Linked DNA regions of Homo sapiens: region 1 is linked to region 2. Evidence: read pairs that join two places in POLR2A ChIA-PET (ENCODE). Cell type or tissue: HepG2. All regions are shown on one strand.

The links. ChIA-PET counts read pairs that join two places held together with the same protein. Peaks named below come from ENCODE experiments on the same cell type or tissue, not always from the same donor. Only the 100,000 strongest peaks of a DNase experiment are listed, where the experiment ranks them.
Region 1: POLR2A ChIA-PET joins it to region 2 with 21 read pairs; 9 of 35 experiments call an interaction of 5 or more read pairs at or near these places.

The regions. Positions count from the first base shown.
Region 1 is chr2:42,978,282-42,980,781 of GRCh38, reverse strand. No RefSeq gene overlaps it. Among named protein-coding and RNA genes, the nearest start is that of LINC01819, 60 kb to the left of the region's middle. In HepG2, a CTCF peak has its summit at 1,098; DNase peaks (open chromatin) are centred at 961, 1,631 and 2,291; H3K4me3 peaks cover 496 bases.
Region 2 is chr2:43,192,889-43,195,388 of GRCh38, reverse strand. No RefSeq gene overlaps it. Among named protein-coding and RNA genes, the nearest start is that of ZFP36L2, 32 kb to the left of the region's middle. RefSeq lists an enhancer at 460-1,379. In HepG2, no CTCF peak of the experiment used is centred here; DNase peaks (open chromatin) are centred at 348, 1,098 and 1,865; H3K4me3 peaks cover 1,460 bases.

The sequences.
Region 1 (2,500 bases), 210 kb after region 2:
ATCACATCTTCAAAACATGTTGGTCACTCCCCAGCACAGGGAATCTCTTCCTGGCATTGCTTCTTGGCCGGTCCTTACTCTGCCCCACACCACATTCTCTAAGCCTCCCTCTCTCTCCTGATGCCAGGTATCTCTCTGTTCTCATCCATTTCTTGTGCCTTGACCGCGTTCCTGAGCGGCCCTCACAGCATCAGCATTAGCATTCCTTTCGCTTTATTACGCAGATCTGTTCAGTTCTTGCTTCATCTCAGCCGTACATATTCAGGGGCCCTCAGTTTTCTAAACCCTTGACCCATCACTGTGTTTCTGTAGGCAGAAGGCTAACAAGCCCTGAGATGAATGATGCTCTTCCCAAGGAAGGCAGAGGAGGCGACAGTCCATTTGCGTTCTCTCCTCTGCAAGTACAGGATCTCGTTTGATTCTCAAAACCACCCTAGAGGAGACAGGAGGCACCTGAGGCCCAGAGACGTGAAGCCACCTGTCCAAGGCCATACAGCAGGTAAGAGGCAGGGTCGGGCCCCACACTGTGCTCCAGTGCCCCTGTTCTCAAGAGGAGCAACCCGCATTATCTTGTGTCATCTCTGAGTGCTCTGTGACACGAGACTTATTTTCTCTTTCCCACTCCTAACCAGGCTGGTCCCATGACAGCCACATGCAGGGCCCACCTGCCCTGCCAACACCGTGCTCAGGGCAAACACAGCTCTAGGGACACTCTCCTTGGATGCATCCTACTTAACAGTCCCCTGAACGCACCCACATGGACTCCAGCCTCAGATTCCCAAATGTCCTGCCCCCACCCACTTGCAGGGCCAGGTCAGTCCCCACTAGAGGGTGGGAGGGGAGGTGGTAGTGGGGAGGAGGGAAGGGGAGAGGCTGGGTAAAGGGCTGGAATTGAATAGCTGCTTTCTTCTCAGAGGCTTCCCCCACCTCCAAGTGGTCATTGATTAACCCTCTAGACCAGATAAACCCTCCATGGGAGGAAAAAAATGTGTGTTTATCTTGGGTCATAAAACATCAATATTGACTTCTCACCGGTAAAGCCCCAGGGGAAGAGGAGGTGGGGGCTGTGGGAGCAAGCCAGCCTGGGACACACTTGCCTGACACCCAGAGGCCAGCACACACATTCTCCTTCCCTATCGAGAAGAAGCCAGATTCCCACCCCACCTCCACCTCAAAGGCATGCCCTGAGCCAGAGGCCTGGTCTCGCTGGGCCTCTTCTCTGCAACCCGCAGCTGCATGGAGCCCCTTCCCCTTCCTGCATTGCCCCTCTGCCCTGCTCCCTGCAGATAACAGAGTTATACCGGACCCAGGTCAGGAATCAGACTGCCCCTGCTCTGCTGTTTCCCAGCTCCAGGACTTGGACAAGTGGCCCGATTTATGCCTCAGTTTCCTCGTTTATGAAATGGCCATAGTAATAGCACCCTGCTCTCATCACTGTTTAGGATGATCAAACAGGATCACGTACGCATATAACAAGCACTAGAGCTGGTCCTGCTGTAAACAGCATCACTCACTCTCTCTCCTCTCCTCCTGCCTCTTGATACACAGCCCTTTGTGGACCTTCCTCCTTGCTCTTGGCTGAGGCCTCCCTGATGGGGTGGACAAGACCATATTCACACAGGGCCAGAAACCAGAGGTGGTCATGGTCCCGCCAGGACTGGGGGATCTCTCATCCCTCTTCCCTCTGGCCTAGAATGAATCAGCTCTCCTGACACCCTCTTGGGCTGGCATTTTCCATCAGAGGGCCTGAGGAGGGTGTCTGTGGCCATGTGCTGCTCCGGGTGGGGACTCCGGGTCTAAGCATGCAGCTCCACACAGCTCAGGGACCCTCACACCTTCATTCTGGGGTCTTCTCTCTGTCCTCCATCTCCTTCCTTTTTGGGGTAAAGGTGTTTCTCCCCCTCCTCCCTGTCCTTCTGAGGGTAGGAATGAGGATGTTCTCCATGCAGAATCTCCAGCCACCCTGGCCTGGGCACTTTCTACCACATTTAATCCTGGACTTGGGGAGCAGTGGGGGAGGCATTTGGGGCTCCTTGATCCTTACTCAAGGCCGGCGCCCTCCATTCCCCTGGCCCCAGGTGAGCCCCACCTGATGCCCTGGGAGGCCCAGGCCCCAGACCCATGTGCCCTCCATCCACTGGGAGGCCCAGGCCCCAGACCCATGTGCCCTCCATCCAGCTGGACAGCGGGGCCCTGTCCCTGGGTACCTGGTCAATAATTAACACTGAGCAAACTCGGGCCATGGCCAGGCCTCCCAGGAGGATCAAGATGAGACAAAAGCCCTCCTGTCTGGCTGTGCTGCCATCTTGGTGGAGGGTTACTGGCCCCTCAGTCACCCCAGAGTGACAAACAGCCCCATCTCCATCAGGGAACTAGAGCAGCTGCTACCCAGCAAGGCACTGGTGACACTAGGCCCTAGAGGAGGACAAACAAGGGTGGGCAGGCAGTCACATGCCTGTTTCTTAGCTCCAGCTTCATGTTTGTGAGTAAGCCTAAGACA
Region 2 (2,500 bases):
TCTGTAAAATGGGGATGACATTGCCTGTCACTAGGCCTGCAGTGTCAATGCAGTTCACTGACATGCAGAGAGAGCAGTGCAGGCCCAGGCTACGGTGGGGCTTACGTACCATAGTAACTTACCCACACAGTCATCTGGGGCTTCCCCACAAACAGGAATGAGAGCATATCAATAGAGTTATTATTTGAATAAATAATTCCATTTTTCTATATTTATAGAAAAAGACGCAGGTGAACCCTGTGTCATACTGCCTGTGGTTCCTGCTGTGGGGAGGGTGACCATGGCTTCACCCAGGGGCAGGCCCTAGGCTTAGGTGAGATAGAGCAGTCCCCGCCCCCAGCGCTCGGAGGCTGTGCACTTAAACTTCAAAGGACCTTCCAACAGATGCAGCTGGTTTCCTGCAGCCGTGCAGCAGCCAATGCCAGCCTGAATCACCCCGGCCTAAGGGAAGCTGGGGAGCAGAGGCCCGCAGAGACCTTAGCCCAGGTTAATATGAGAGGCTTCCTGGAGGCAGAACACACCCAGATTCTAACTGCTAGAAGAAAGAAGAGAATGGCGTGTTGGGGAGTTGCTGTAGCCCAGGGTGTTGGGGCCTGGGATGTGTAGATTCAGAGGGGTCTTTAGGAGGAACGACTTGGGAGATAAGAGCGATAAGAGCACTGATAAACGAGGTCACAGGTAGGAATGTAACCTGCGGACTCTCCAAGCCCCAGGAGTAGCTGGGTTCAGGCAGGTCCTCTCCTCCAGAAGGCCCACCAGGAGTGCCTACAGTGGTGTAGCTTGCAGCTTCCAAGCTACAGGAAGAGTCCTTGGGTCTGTGCTGTGGGTATGAGAGAGTGAGATGGGGTGGACACGGGCCAGGGCCAGGGCCAGGGCAGGATGGGGGCATGGGGAAGTGGTATCCCTAAGCAAGGGGCTTAGAGGCCCTGTGTGGGGCTGGCCCACGGCAGGTGGGAGGGATTTTTAGGTAGGCTCAGGTGCAGATGGAGACATTACGCCGTGGCCCCACAGGTGGTTAATATTTAATCTCCTCCTTAATCATTAACTCCCTGGCTGGCTGGGGAGGAACAGGGCTGTTGTCAAATCAGTAACCACAGGCCCAGGAACAATGTCCACAGATCTCATGGCCTCTCCCATTGCTGGCCGAGTGGGGTAACCCCTGGCCCTGGGGGCCAGGTGCATCTCCCTCCCACGGTGACCTTGGGCCATGGAGAGGGCTTGAAGAGGCCAATCCTCTCCGAGCCCCTGGATCGCCCTTTACCCTCCACCCTCTACTTACTGGTGGGGAGTGGTGGGAGGTGGTGTCCATTCACGCATGAGGGTTCTAGTCCCTACCCACTCCTTCCAGGCTGTGTGACCTTGGGCAACTCACGTAGCCTCCCTGAACCTCAGTTTCCTCATCTGTGCAATGAGGATAATTATTCGTGTCTTGGAGGATTGTCATGAGATTTGAATGAGAGGAGGGTATACAAGGAAGTACTTTCTAAGCTGACGATTGAGTTAGCAAACAAGTTAGAGAAAGTACAGATGGGAAGAGACAGAGAGCAAAGGGTAAAGAGGAAAGAAAACAGCTTGAGAGCTCTTGTTTCCATCCACCCAAATGCAGTTCCTTTCCTTGGAGTTTGTTTTAATTCATTCAAGGAGTGTTGATTGATAAGGCTGTGTCTCCCTAAGTGGGGCTTTAGGGGTAATTTAAAAAGGAGTCAACCTCACCCTCAGGGAGCAAGAGTGACCAGGCTCCAGGGCTGAACCCAGCAGTGTCTGGGATGAAGGTCAGCAGGTCAGTGGGATGGGCTGGAGGGTCAGAGCAGGCCTTAAGGCTGAAGCAGGGCGGGGAGAGGATCCTGAGGGATGATTAGGAGTTGCGTGTGGAGGTGTAGGGAGGACTGTGCGTGCAAGCTTGCACCTAGGGATGTTTGTGTCCTTGAATTCAAGCACATAAGCAGACTATCTGAACACAGCCTGTCGCGAGGGTACACATGAATCACCCACAAACTCAGAGTAGTCAGCCACCCACCCACAAACACACACACACAGATGCACACGGTCACCCCAGGGGCGTGTGGACACACCAGCACCTTGGGATGGCAAGGCCCTCCTCTTCCAGCCCCAGCCCTGAGGCTTTCTGGATAACTTAGCATATGTGTCCCCCAGTTTGTGTGCTTTCTGGGCCTGGCTGACACCCATCACAGGACTGAACACTTCTGGCGTTCCAAAGTCTTCAGGTACATCAAGAAGCCACGGTATCCTCTCAAAGCCACCAGGTCTCCAGCTGGGACCCAGTGAGTGTGGATGTGAGGGAGCTGTAGGCAGAGAGCTTGGAGCTGGTATGGAGCCCTGGACACATCGCTGCCTGGGACAGGAGACAGGGCAGCTGGACATTGCAAACCCTCCCTGACCACTCCCCAGCCTGTGGGAGCAGGTGGAGGCTGGCCTGGGGGCAGCAGCTGGCGCTTCTTGGAGGAGGTGGGCATGGAGCTGGCCTTTAGAATGGAAGGAT